Linked DNA regions of Homo sapiens: regions 1 and 2 are each linked to region 3. The links are chromatin contacts, found by Hi-C or POLR2A ChIA-PET in ENCODE. All regions are on one chromosome and are shown on one strand. The core of a region is the stretch at or near the end of the contact, and the rest is flanking DNA. Distances in the headings are between cores, read along the strand shown. Region 1 has its middle 55 kb from the start of PKDCC. Region 2 has its middle 39 kb from the start of EML4. Region 3 has its middle 37 kb from the start of LINC01913.

What was found. Hi-C counts contacts between places; a loop is a spot of excess contacts on that map. ChIA-PET counts read pairs that join two places held with the same protein, here RNA polymerase II (POLR2A). Pooled maps may share reads with other maps.
Region 1: a loop to region 3 is called in a pooled map, with 4 times the contacts of the local background. The contact joins two enhancer-like sites. A Hi-C loop is called at or near these places in 2 of 168 maps with a recorded cell type or tissue (left colon and motor neuron) and 4 of 50 pooled maps. POLR2A ChIA-PET finds 5 or more read pairs at or near these places in 3 of 52 experiments (HepG2, T-cell and activated CD4-positive, alpha-beta T cell).
Region 2: a pooled map shows a loop between it and region 3 (4-fold over the local background). The contact joins two enhancer-like sites. A Hi-C loop is called at or near these places in 1 of 37 single-sample maps with no recorded cell type and 6 of 50 pooled maps. POLR2A ChIA-PET finds 5 or more read pairs at or near these places in 3 of 52 experiments (CD4-positive, alpha-beta T cell, H1 and HepG2).

What each region holds. Positions count from the first base shown.
Region 1 is chr2:42,100,487-42,104,768 of GRCh38, reverse strand. No RefSeq gene overlaps it. Among named protein-coding and RNA genes, the nearest start is that of PKDCC, 55 kb to the right of the region's middle. RefSeq lists enhancers at 2,195-2,714, 2,639-3,466, 3,685-3,764 and a silencer at 3,125-3,504. Within about 2 kb of position 2,333, at least 34 of the 41 ENCODE cell types and tissues checked have a DNase peak (open chromatin) inside an H3K27ac peak, as active enhancers do.
Region 2 is chr2:42,127,760-42,132,051 of GRCh38, reverse strand. No RefSeq gene overlaps it. Among named protein-coding and RNA genes, the nearest start is that of EML4, 39 kb to the left of the region's middle. RefSeq lists an enhancer at 4,192-4,292. Within about 2 kb of position 2,816, at least 8 of the 41 ENCODE cell types and tissues checked have a DNase peak (open chromatin) inside an H3K27ac peak, as active enhancers do.
Region 3 is chr2:41,838,257-41,843,082 of GRCh38, reverse strand. No RefSeq gene overlaps it. Among named protein-coding and RNA genes, the nearest start is that of LINC01913, 37 kb to the left of the region's middle. Within about 2 kb of position 1,727, at least 19 of the 41 ENCODE cell types and tissues checked have a DNase peak (open chromatin) inside an H3K27ac peak, as active enhancers do.

The sequences.
Region 1 (4,282 bases), core at 1,084-3,583, 260 kb before region 3:
GAGTGTAACAGGAAGGTCTTCCTCACTGTGAAGGATGGCTGAAGACTGCAATAGAGTCCTTTCCATCTCTGATCAGAGAGACTGGCAGAGTTTATTGTACAGCACAGGTTTAACACATGACCTCTGGAATCAGATCCGTGGGTTCAAACTTCTCCCCTATTAGCTGGGTGTCCTCGGGCAAGTTAATTAGTCTCTCTAAACTCAGATTTTTAATCTGTAAAACGGGGAGTTAATAGTTCCTTCTAAGTAGTATTCAGTGAGATGGCGCTTGCAAAGTGCTTCCGTAGCAGTTCCTAAAGTGTAAGCTTCTACATCAGAAATGGGGTGTGACTTCATGTTTAGAAGACTCACTCACTATGTTTTAAATTTTGCTGGGGCTCAGAAAATGATAAGTCAAAGTATAATGCCTTGGCGTGCTGAGTACTTTGAACTAAAGGAGATTGGAAGGCCTTAGAAGCAGTCTCAGAAGTAAAATCTCTCTCTGAACTTCTCTTGCCCTATTTCCCACCCCTTCTTCTCCCTGAATTCATAGAAACTAGAATTCCTCTTCCCTATGGCAGGTCATAATAACTAGAATCCCTTTCCCCCAAAGCAAGCCATAAAATCTAGAACTGTTACTCTAAGTTCCCCCTGCCTTTCTGTGTAGGCACTGGCCATGAAGAGATTCTCTGATCTACCTCTGACTGTGAGTTATAAGACCCGTGCTCCAGAAAGCCCCTGCCCCACACCCAGGAGGAAGGAATGCTGCTCAGAGAGGCCAAGAAGAATCTGAACAGACAGGCCTTGCTGGGTTTCTCCCCTCAGTCTGTTACCATTAGATCGCATCCTTTTGTCTATTTTTATGCTTAGGTTCAACGAAGAATGGACAGTGTGTATTTCTACCTAGGCATAAAAATAGACAGTTTTCCCTGGGTCACTGGGTTTTCATTTCTGAAGGCTCCTGTGTCCCATAAAACTTTGATTCGGTAAATTTGCTATGCTTTTCTCTTGTTAATCAGTCTTTTGCTATAGCAATGACCCTTATGAAGGGTGAGGAAAGGTATCTCACATCTTTTCTACCCCGCCCCCCCCCCACAATAGGGATTTATTGAACTGCACCACACCAAGTCCCAGACCCAGGAGACTGGGCTCAGAAAGTCCCACTGAGTTCCTAGGTACCAGCCTTCTGGTAGAGCAGCTTTCTTTTCTAGTGTGGCTCTATCTCTTCTTTGCATATGCCTTCAGCTTCTTCTTTCCCCTCTTTTAGGTCTACTCTGCCTCCAGCCTGTGTTTTAATCACATAAAAAATGCTATTAAAAATGTAGAATCAAGGGCTGGACAGAGTGGCTCAAACCTGTAATCCCAGCATGTTTGGAGGCTGAGGTGGGCAGATCGCTTGAGCCCAGGAGTTCGAGACCAGCCTGGGCAACATAGTGAAACCCCGTCTCAAAAAAAAAAACAAAAACAAAAACAAACAAACAAACAAACACAAAATTAGCCAGGCGGGCATGGTGGCACAGCGCCTGTAGTCCCAACTACTAGGGAGGCTGAGATGGGAGGATCGCTTGAACCTGGGAGGTCAAAGCTGCAGTGAGCCATGATCACGCCACTGCACTCCAGCCTGGGTGACAGAGCAAGACTGTTTCAAAAAGAAAAAGTTTAGAATCAAATTTTAGATTGTAAACTCTGATTGAGGTTGTTGCCTTCCAACTATGCTTATTCATCTAGAAAGAGAAGTCAGCATTTCTTGAAGTCTGGTCGCAGTATGGGGTCCCTGAGAGAAGGCCTCTCTAAAAATACCAGGGGGAGGGAGGGAGAGGTATGCGATTGAGAGTTAGGGAGGTGGTTCCAGAGAAGAGGGCAAGCCCTCAGGTTGGGCCGCCAGAGGCTCCCAGGAGAAGAAAGAAAGGGAAGCCAGGCCTGCATCCTGGTGGAGCCCGCTCCTCCCACCGCGGGGAGATCCGCCCTCAGCGCTGTGGTGGCCGGAAGTGCTGGTCTAGGGCGGGTGGGGGCGAGGGGCTGCCTGGGAGGTCAGTCTCCCGGCTGGGCTGGGATATTTATAGCACCTGGGTTTCTGGGTCTGCCTCCACCTGGATTTATTTATGCGGCCTGTGGCTGTGGCGCCTGTGGAGAATGAGGCGGGGTGGGGTGGGGGGGGGCGCGGATCTCGCTGCAAGGGTCTAGTTCTTGGCCTTGGGACTCTAGCTGGACTGGAAACGACAAATCACAACCAGGGGCTGTCTGGGGGAACACAGGCAGAGCAGCACTTGGTGCTGCGCCTGCAAAGCCGCCGATGGTTGGGCCTGTTGAAACTCGGGGCTTTCCAGATTCACGCGGTGTCGCCTTTGCGGCCGCCGTGGGCGTGGGTTAGGCAGGTGTGGGCGACGGGGAAGCGATCCCCTCCCCCGCAAGTCACCCCGGGCTCCGGTTCTCACGCCTTCCTCCGCAGCTCCTGGGAAGAATTAAAGGCGGAACAATGTTCCGTCTCCGGAGGGATCTGTACTTGGAAAGAGAACTCAGAGAGCACGTGGTGGCCGGCCCCATCTGCAGACCCAAAACTAGAGAGTCCACGTTTGCGAACCCATCTGCACTTTCGACTTTCCCTGATCACTACGTGTCTGGCTGCTCTCAGACTGCGATGACATCATTTAAAAAAAATGTAAATAACTGTCCTTTGGGTCTTTCAAGAACCTAGTGATTGAGGAGAGGGCAACGGTGAATCTCGAGGAAGGCTGTGTCGTGGGACCTTCAGGCATTGTTTAATCTGTGCAGGGCGCAGTCTTGGGCAGGCCCCAGCCCTCTCCTCTGCCCACTCGCAAAGCCCGGCCTGCTTGCTCCACCGGCAACTGGGCTGGAGGAGAGGCGAGGGGCAGGGTGGGTGCTAAGATCCTGTGCGAAAAGCCAGGACCCTCGTGGTACCTAGGGAAATGAAAATCGCGTTGACAGTAGTCCAACGCTTTCCTTTTCTCATTCACCCCTCGGGCAGCACAACGAGACAGGCACTCCTGCCAACGTCCCCATTTCACAGATGGAGAAACTGAGGCTTAGGCAAAGCAATTTGCCCCAGGGTGACGGAGCAAGCGTCAACTTCAGTTTCCAGCTCGGACGCGAGGGGCCGTCGGGGGCGTTCCGGGGAGGGGGTGCCTGGGCCGGGGGCGGCCACGCGGGGCTGGGAGAGGTTCCAGCAGCGGCGCGTGGTGTAGCCGGCGTCCGGCGGGACTGCACGGGCCTGGAGCCGCTGGAAAGGCCGGTCTGGTGGCCCGGGACGAGGGGGCGGCCTTCCCGGAATCCCGAGCAGCACGGCGGAGCCGGGGCAGCTGCCAGGCGCGGCTGGGGACCGGCTCGCGCTGCGGTTGGCGGCGGGCAGGCCACATACCGCGCAGCGTGGAGGAAATGGCTGGGATTCCTCCTGCGGCGCCGCGCGGGCCTCGGGGAGGGCGGGGCTCCCCCAGTGTGTCGGGGCGGGGGCGGGGCGCGGCGGAGGGTGAGCGGGGATCCTGGCGCTGGCGGGGGCGCCCCGACCTGAGTCCTCGTCCCTGGAGCGCTCCCGCCACTTTGCCAGCATCTGGGCCTCCAGAGCCCCGTGAACCCTCGAGAAGGGGAGCACGTGAAGGGGCTCCCCGGCCACGCCCAGCCTCCTGCCCAGTCTCTGCCTCAGGCCTAAGGGTTCAAGAGGGGCCTGAGTCACCCACCTGCAGAGCGGCCCTGCAGCCCCTGCTGATCCGAATCAGGCCCTGCCTTCTGGGGTGGCGCACGACACGCGTGGGGCCCAGCGAAGAGGATGCTGAGGACCTGGACGCTGCTCCGGACAGTGAGGCCTCCGCAGGTCCCAGTTTCAGCTTTGGAAAGTCCTGGCCACTGACGTCCTCAGTGTTCTAGGCCCAGCCTCAGGCCTTTCTGCTGCAGGCATGGTGGGCCAGGCGGAGTCGGCTTCTAGGGGATGAGGCTTGCCCTGAGAGAGAGGCCGGCCCCTTGTGAGATTGTTGGCTGCATTGTGGTGGGTGAAGTTTAGAGGCAGAGCCGGGAGGGTGGCACTGAGGTCAGTCTTGACCTGGGCCTGAGTGAGGAGGCCGCTTTACACTATACTGGGGAGTGGAGGCATGAGAAGATGGAAAACCTGGGGGTTGGGTTAGCTTGAGAAAGCTCCCAGCTTCCCCCGGACACAAGCAAAAACATGATTTGGCTGGGGAAGTGGAAGAGGGGAAGGTGAATTGAGGGTCTTAGATTGGGTCCCCTATAACATCTGCTAGGAAGGTGGCCCCTGGCACTTGGAACAGGGACTGATTGATGGATCCATGATCTC
Region 2 (4,292 bases), core at 1,567-4,066, 290 kb before region 3:
TCAATTCGATGTGATTTTTAAAGTTTGTTGTTGTCGTTCATGGCTTTTCAGGTTTCTACTTATCTATCCATAATTCTCACAGTGGTCAAATTTTGGTCATGAACCTGTCTTTTTTTCCTCCATTCCTCCTTCAGCATTTTCACTTTAAAATGGAAACAGAGATGGAAGGTGCCACCCTGGATAGGCTTCTAACTGGAAAAGCATTCTACAGCAGAATGGCAGGGTGGTTAGGGTCTGGCTGTCAGGCAAACCTGTGTTTGAGTCCTGGCTCTGCCACTAAATAGTAGTGTCATCTTGGAGTAATTTTCTTAGCTCTTCACAGCTCAATCTTTTCATATGTAAAATGTGAATAATAATAGTCCTAAATTCATTGGTGAGGATTAAATGAGCTAATACAAGTAAAATATTCAGCACATGTCCCTAGTACTTAGGCAGCATATAAGAAATGTATTATTCTTTATATCACAATAATTACTCTACCACAAGCGTTATTATTTTTGGCAAATTTAATCAGAGTCTACAGCAACAATTCTTCCTTCTGAAATTCCTCTGTGCCCGAGTTAAAGTTTGTTTTAATCGAAAGTATTCACTTGAAGTGCCTGTGCTTAATTGGAATTGTCCTCATTTTTTGTTAGGAAAAGACCATGAGAGAGGAGGAGGAGAGGATCGTTTATAAATGATTAAAAGGAGGTACCTATACTTGGGGATTCCTGTCTGTAACTAAAAGAAGAAAAATCCCATGACACTAGAGGGCTTGCTATAGATGGGGAAAAGGGAGTTTCTCATTCACTTCTAGCAGGGACTGTTAGTAGAGAGGAAGCCCTGGGTAGGAATTTGCTGTGGCTCAGTGTATCGAAAAAGCACATCCACTCAGCTTCTATCAGTTCTCTGGATAGCCAGGGTGATGCTCACAAGTGGAGGCCTTCTGTTTAGAAAGGCACAGTGATGGTCTGGGCCCAGTGGCTCACGCCTGTAATCCCAGCACTTTGGAAGGCGAGGCGGGCAGATCACCTGAGGTCGGGAGTTTGAGACCAGCCTGACCAACATGGAGAAACCCCGTCTCTATTAAAAATACAAAATTAGCCAGGCGTGGTGGTGCATGCCTATAATCCCAGCTACTCGGGAGGCTGAGGCAGGAGAACCTGGGAGGCAGAGGTTGCGGTGAGCCGAGATGGTGCCATTGCACTCCAGCCTGGGCAACAAGAGTGAAACTCCGTCTCAAAAAAAAAAAAAAAAAAAGGCACAGTGATGGGCAGCATTTCCAGTGCCAGGTAGGCCCAGGGCATAGTCTATAAGTGGTGGTGGGGGGCCAAAAAAAGGGGACTGGAGCCACTCTGAATAACAAAAGCAAAGTCATATTTTAATTTAGTTGGATGGAATATGTTGCCTTTAGAAAGACCTCCTCACTAATACAGAATTAGGTTGAGAATGATTGTCTTTGGGGTGTGTGCATGTGTGTGTGTGAGAGAGAGAGACAGAACGAGAGAGAGAGAGAGATCTAAGAGTTACTCATAGGAGATCAGAAAACCATAGGAAGAGTGAGGAGGAATATGTTGACCTCAAGCTGGCGGAAGAACCCTGAAAAGAATAAGAAAAGGAGAAATGAAGCCTACTATGGATTATTTTGGGAATCATCTAACTATGTGGCATGATTCCTATCTGAGTAACTCAGACTGTGAAAAATGTATTGCTGTGGATTATCCATATATTACAGATTAGCCTATTTGGGGAAGAGGGGTAGACATTGTGAACCCTTTTGAGTGGGAATATCATAAAAGAGGGTTCCATTAAAATGTAAGCACTGTGAGGGCTTGAATTTTTGTCATTTGTGTTTACTGCTCTATTCTAGCACCTAGAACAATGTGTCATTCCTGTGTCACCTCTTGTATCAGTTCCCTACTGCTGGTGTAACAAATTACCACAAATTTAGTGACTTAAAACCACACATTCATTATTGTCCTGATCTGGAGGTAGAAGACCTAAAATCCAGGTGTTGGCAGGGCTGCGTTCATTCCCGAGGCTTTGGGGGAGAAGGAGTTTTCTAGCCCTTTTCTGAAGGTTGCCTGCGTTCCTCGGTTCCCGCCTCACATCACTCTGACCTATGCTTCCATCCTCTCATTTTCTCTGATTCTGACTCTCCTGCCTCCTTCTGTCCCTCATGAGGATCCTTGTGATTACATCATGCTTACCTGGATAAGCCAGGATCATCTCTCCATCTCAAGGTCTTTAACTTAATCACACCTGCAAAGTCCATGTAAGGTAAGATATTCACAGGTTCCAGAATGTGGACATTTTTGGGGATCATTATTCTGCCTACTACACCCCTGAGGCCACCATCAGTGTCATGTCAAGGGAAGAGGGCAGCCCTGAGTCCTGGGGCAGGACCCACAGTGCTGTGAGCGGAGGTCCCAGCTGAGTGTGGAGTTTAGGGACAGGTAAGAGCAGAGGGACAGGCTGCTGTGTGGACTGGCTTTGGGAATAAGAAACTTACTCCCTGTGTGCAGATATACTGGAGGAAGGTGCTTTTCAGTGACAGAGGCAGAAGGATAGATTCTGCTGTTATGACTACAAGGGCTGTCCAAGCAGCAGACACTCAGATTACAGCTCTTTTCCGGTTTGGGTGTTAAGAATTTGAGACAATTTGAAAAGTGTAGTGCCTGCTTTATGGCAGATGTGCAACTCACTAAGAGCCATCTATTATTAATACCAGAGGGTGAGGGGCCAGGGAGGTTCCAGGGCCCCAGCTGTCTGGGGAGGCAGGTCACATGGCTCTATATCCCCAACCCTGGGGAAACAGGAAGAAGAACTGTCAAAAGGGAATAAGGTATGGGGCAGGTGTGCAGAGGTAGAGTTTCAAATGCTCTTTATCTTAACTTCTTCCCACGCAAGCTAGGAGGAAGCATCTGGCCGGTTCTTTAATGAAACTTGGAACTCACTGCTGCAGTCAAGAAGGAAATATTCCTGCGGTTTTTCTGTGAGGGAAGAAAGTAATAAATCTTTCTGTTGTTGAAGCAACACCTTTCAGTGGTGTAGCTCTGAGAGGGATATATTATTCTTAAAGTGTATGTGCTTGAGAGTTTGTTACCATCAGGCCATCGGGAAGCTTCACAAAGGTCCTGAAGGTCAGGAACAAAGCATAGGAACAGAATGCGTGGTTAGGAGCTGGTAGTCACAAACTCTGGAGCAGTCACAGATGATGCAGATTTAAGAAATCTACATTCCTTTTAGAACAGTTAGATTTTTGGGGTGAGTGCTGGCTCTGGAAAGCCCGTTTGTATCTCCCTGTGGATTTCCTGAGGAGCCCCTCCTCCAAAATGGGGCATTCCATAATTAGCGCCTGCTTAGATCAGTCATGTGTGGTAGAAGAAGAGGACAAGATCTCGTTTTTAAGGAGATCACTTATTCTGCAAAAATGTGTTGAATCCTTGCCATATGCCTGGCACTGTTCTAGGTGCAGGGGATACGGTAGCGACCAAAACACAAAACAAATAATAAATCTGTTTTATCTGGTTGTGATAAGGAGGATAGAGGCAAATAAGGCAGAATAAAGGGCTCAAGAGTAGCAGTGGGTGTGCTGTCTGACATAGTGTGGCCAGGGATGGCCCCCTTAAGAATGGGATACTTGTGCAGAGACCTGAAAGAAGCAGAAAAGGCTGAGGGGCAAGTCAAACAGACATCTACAGAGTGCTCCAGGCAGAGGGAACATCCACCAAAGCATATGCAACAGCTCAGTTTTAGTGAGTGCTCTGTGCAGTGCTGGCCCAGATCTCAACATCCGTTCCTCTTGTTAGGCATAGCCCTCACCCACACTGCAGCTCCTGGCAACTCCTTGGTGTAATACATCCCAGTCCCTGGCATAATCTTGCATAAAGTGATGAGAACCTGGAGGAGGGCAACAGCAAGAAGGCATAAGAGTTTTTGAAGGGAAAATCAACAGCATGTTGTGACTATATATGGGGGCTGACTTGGGTTTTGCATCTAGGAGCCTGGGGTTAGAATGTCCAGCCATAAGGTAGCAGCCCAAAGCCTGTGTGGCATCTTTGTGACTCAGGATGGATTTATCAGTCTGTCCTTGAGGCAAAGGCTCACTCCAAATTCCATGTTTGTGTAGTCCCCACCTTTATTCGGTAAGTCGACCCAATGTAGCTGCTGTGCCTAAATCTCCTGAGCTTTCATGTATAAAGGACAGAGAAGACAAAGTTAGAGTGCACAGCAAACAGAAATGTTTATACTGAGATTGCTTTTGTGTGAAGCAGCATTTTCCCTCTGCTCCATTCACAGACAAGCCTGAT
Region 3 (4,826 bases), core at 478-2,977:
ATCAGCCCATTTTGGCCCTATGTGGGCATCCTCTTTCCCACTCTTTCCTCTTGGGAGGAGGGACTCCAGTTTCACAGCTTGCCAGGGCTTTGGGCTTGTAGTATGGGAAGAATATGGAGCTAGGTGGAACTCTTGACCATAAGGATTTCATTTCCTGGTGACTTGAATCTTTAGGCCCAGAGGCTGTTCAGAATCTAACCAGCTACAACAAAATTGGGACTTGAGGGGGATTAAGAAAAACTTGGCTTTAAAAATTAGAATTAACAACAAGAGAATGGTTAAATGAGTTCAGGTATAAAAGACTGCAATAGTTAAAAAGAAATAAGGATACAGACATAAAAAGATCTTTGAGATGTACTGTTAATTGAAGAAAACAAGTTGTAGAATAAATTTTAAAATACAATCATGTTTATGCAAAAGAACAACAACAAAAAAACCTAGCTTTCTCCCCGCCACAGGTACATGCATGAAACCATACCCAGGAGGTTAGGAAGATGCCACACTCAATGGATGACAGTGGCTGCCTCTGGGGAGTGTGTGTGAAGGTCGACCAGACCTTGCACTTTGTTTTGTTCACATTTTAAAAGATAATGTAACTACGTCTTTCTGCTGTAATCAGAAATAAAAAAAATAGAACAACTGGCTTGAAAATCTAGGATGCAAATCCTTCTGCTTATCTGAGACCCAGGTGGTCACTGGTTCAGTCCTGATGCAGAGCAATGGCACTGACATTGAAATTGCACTCAAAGAAACCGAGCTGCAGCTCACCATGGACATGTTGTAGGATTCCAACCAGGAAGTGCTCTGAGCTTCACAGGGTTGCTGTGAGTATTAAATGAGATAATATATGAATGTGCTTTGCAAAAGTTAAAGTGGGAGACACATATAAGGTAGAAATACTATACTGTGTCATTACATTCTTGTACTAGCTCCCAAAGTGAAAGTGGGATAAGAATGCAAGCACCACAACCCGATGAAGTAGATATTATTATGATCATCTCCATTCCCCAGCTGAGGAGTTAAGTTTTAGTTAATTTTCTATTGGTCATTCGGCTGTTCAGCTGCAGTCAGAACTTGAACCCAGGCTCCCTGCTGTTCTCAACTGCCACTGCATGTTGAAGCACTCGGACACATTTACAGCCATGTGTATATATATTTACCGTTTCCTTCTTGGAGCAGTTCTGACAAAGCTGAGATTTAAACCTCCAAGAACAAATATATGAAACTGATTCTAAGCACTGTAGAGTATTTATGATGTGTTTGTGCTAGGCATTGTAGGAATAACAAGTGGCTAACATTTTCTGATCATCTGCTGTGTGCAAGACCGTCTTCTAAGCGCTTTACATGTATTAGTGCGCACAACTTTATGCAAGAGGTACTACTATCCCCACTTTACAGTTGAGAAAAATGCTGCACAGAGAGTTTAAATATCTTGCTCAAAGCAAAGACGTTTAAGATATGGTCTCTACCCTGAGTCCAATATGCGTGAAATAAAACAATGGAGAAGTGCTGCAATGCAGCTATTTACAAAGTTCCAAGGGCGCTCAGAGAGTACCATCCCTGCAGGGGAAAGCGAAGCACTTCGTGTGAGATCCTGAAAGTCCGGGGTGAGCCACTTCAAGCAGGGGCGGGGCGCGTGTGCAAGGCCCTGGGCTGAATTAATGAGAACCCGATCTCATGTTCTGGGTCAGAACCGAGCTCCATCCGGACTGCAGCGCAAGCCAAAGAAATGCAGTGGCTGCTGTCCCGGCTGGGCCCTTCTGCATACCCCGGGGGCATCGGGCCAGGGAGCCGTGCTCCCCTTGGGCCGCGGGGTTGGTAAGCAGCAAACCGAGCTGAAGCGGCCAAGAACCCTCCCGTAGGGCAGAGTGAGGATTGGCGGGAGAGAAAAGCCTAAAGGGACTGTAGCAATTGGCTGCCGCCTTTTCCACCGTAGGAGGATCGGGCTGACACTCCCAGCGTTGGGACTTATTCAGGTAAAGATTATGTCTGGAGCCCCATCTTGCTTCAGAGACCTCCCGTTCTGCGCTTATCACTGCGTCCCCGGAAACCAGACGTCCCTTAAGAGACTTAGCCAATTATCATCCACGGCCATTACCGTGGAGAGCCTAGCGCTGTCAGCGAGTTTCTGATTGGCTGTTGCTGGAAGGGGGCGGGCCCGGAGAAGAACCGTGCAGCGTGCGGAAGGAGCCCTACTTGCCCACCGTTCTCTCCAACTCAGGACGGACGGCGCCGCCAAGTGGTCTGTAGGGGTAATGCCTCGTGCTGTTGCCCCGCAGAGGGCGGGCTTGGCTTGCCAGGCTCCTGGAGAGGAAAGCCTTTTAACCTAAATGAAGTAGAAAGAGAAATACCTAAACTTGAATAGGAATCAGTCGTGCTGAATAAGAGAGCTCTTAGTCAGAATGCGTGTCGTCGGTTCCAGCTCCACATTAACTCAGTTTCCTTTCTTTCCTGAGCCTCATCTGTCAGATGGGGATAATGATAATACCTATCTCCAAGGCTTGCCATGAGGTTTCAATGAAATTAATATGTTTAAGGTTCGCACAGTGCCATGCGCATAATAGGTACACGATAAGCAATAACTGGTGGGGATCAGTGCACTGGTTAAGAGTGAGCATTCTGGGTCAGTGCCGTGACTCACACCTATAATCTCAGCATTTTGTGAGGCTGAGGCAGGAGGATTGCTTGAGTCCAAGAGTTTGAGAGCAGCCTGGGAAACATAGTGTGACCCTCTCTCTACAAAAAATAAAATTATCTAGACGTGTGATGTGTGCCTGTAGTCCCAGCTACTTGGGTGGCTGAGGTGGGAGGATCACTTGAGCCTGGGAGGTCGAGGCTGCAATGAGATGAGATTGCACCACAGCACTATAGCCTGGGTGACAGAGTGAGACCTTGTCTCAAAAAAAAAAAAAAAGAAAAAAACAAAAAGAATGAGAATTTTGCCGTTTGAAAGAATACCTGTTGAGTCCCAAGCCTGCATAGCACTAGCATGGTGAGATTACATAGCCTCCCTGTCGCAGTTTCCTCATCTGGAAATGAGACTAACAATAACACCTACTTCATGGAATTGTGGTTTAATTGTGGTACTGATAAAATACCCAATACAAAGCAATCAGTAAATGTTGGCCCCTATTATTCATATCATTTATGAGGAAGGGAATAATGATTATTATTTCCCTTCTTCCTCCCCCAGGCAATAGGCTACTTCAGCCTGAGTTGGCCCTTCTGAAAGAGGAATAGTGGCTTGCTTTGTCTGGAGTTAGTCTGTAAACCTATCACACTCACACGTATGAACATAGGACTTGGAAAATCTCTATATCACACTCTTGCCCACAGTTTACATTATTCTTTTAGGCACTGTTTTCTTAAGCCCCGTTGGCACCTGACGAAAGCATAACATTATAATGATTAACTTATTGGAGTAGAATTGGTTTATTAGAGTATCTTTTAAGTTGGCTGTAGTGTTCAACAGTATTCTGAGGGCAGTGTACATAGAAGGACATGTACTGATGAAGACAAGGGTTTCAGGGGTTTGAAATCAAAGGACATAAGTCAGCATATACTCTAGGGTGAGCCTGGGTTGGGACCAATGATGGTGAAGTGTGTAGCGGTGGTTGGGTGATTGGTTGGGAGCAGGGAAGTCTGGAGTGTTTCTGAGTCATGGGAAGATTACTGGACAGACTTGGAGACTTGAATTCTGGCTAAAACGAATTCACTCTCTGGCTGTGTGATCTTGGACAAGTCACTTATATTTTCTGAGAACTGATTTCTTTGTAGTAAAATGAAAATAGAATATGATTCTTGTGTGTAGTGCGTAATAAGTACTCTATAACTGCTAGTTATTTGTTGTTATTCATAGTATCACAAATAATTCCTCCTCAAACGTATGTTGCGAGAATCATGGAGAAATCTGATCTGTTTTTATATTTCAAGAGTGATGAGTGCCTAAGATCACCAAATTAACAGTTTGGGAGTTTGGCAAGGGTTAGTCTACCTTTCCTTTCTTTTCCATTTTGTAGTTCTTATCTTCTCTTCTGTCCTTAATTAAAAGTCTATCCTTCAAGTCACACAAGTGACCCAGTTCAGTGAGGACCTTCATGGTTCTTTGGATGCCTCCCTGCTGTACCATACGTTTGACCACCTCCCATCATCTGCCCCACCCATTTCCTTCTCTTCTGGCCTATAGGAGAGGACTCTAGCTAGAGCTTAGGCCCTGTGTACAGTGGTCTCATGTATCTTGGCAGCCCCAGGATTCCAGGGTTCTTCTTTGGATGAATGACCTTGTAATTGAAGCCCAAAGTTTAAGGCTGGTACTGCTGAGCACATACTGTGGAGGTAAGTGGGTAGGACAGCTGACACCCTCTCCAATTAATCATCCAGCAATAATTTTGGTGCGGTTACTATAGCCTGGTTACTTTGGAGGCCACATTCTTCCATTCTGAAGATATATGTAGAGTTATTTCTCAGTTAAAAATGAAGACAGGCATAATTTTTAGTGGGAAAATATGGGGCTTTTGTGTTGGGCAGATTTAAATTTGAATCTGGTCCTTTACTATGTGATCTTAGAACTAGTTGCTTATTTTCACAGTTTGCTTATCTATAGAATGGGGACAATTGGAATAACAGTAGTAAAAAGGAGTGAACTTTTGATAAATAGAATAACGTAGATGAATCTTAAAATAATCATGTTGGATATAAGATGCAAGACAAAAAGATTACATACCGAGATTATGTTTATATAAAGTTCTAGAAAATGCAAACTTATCTGTAGTGTCAGAAAGCAGGTCAGTGGTTGCCTGGGGACGAGCAAGTGGAGGGGCAGGAGG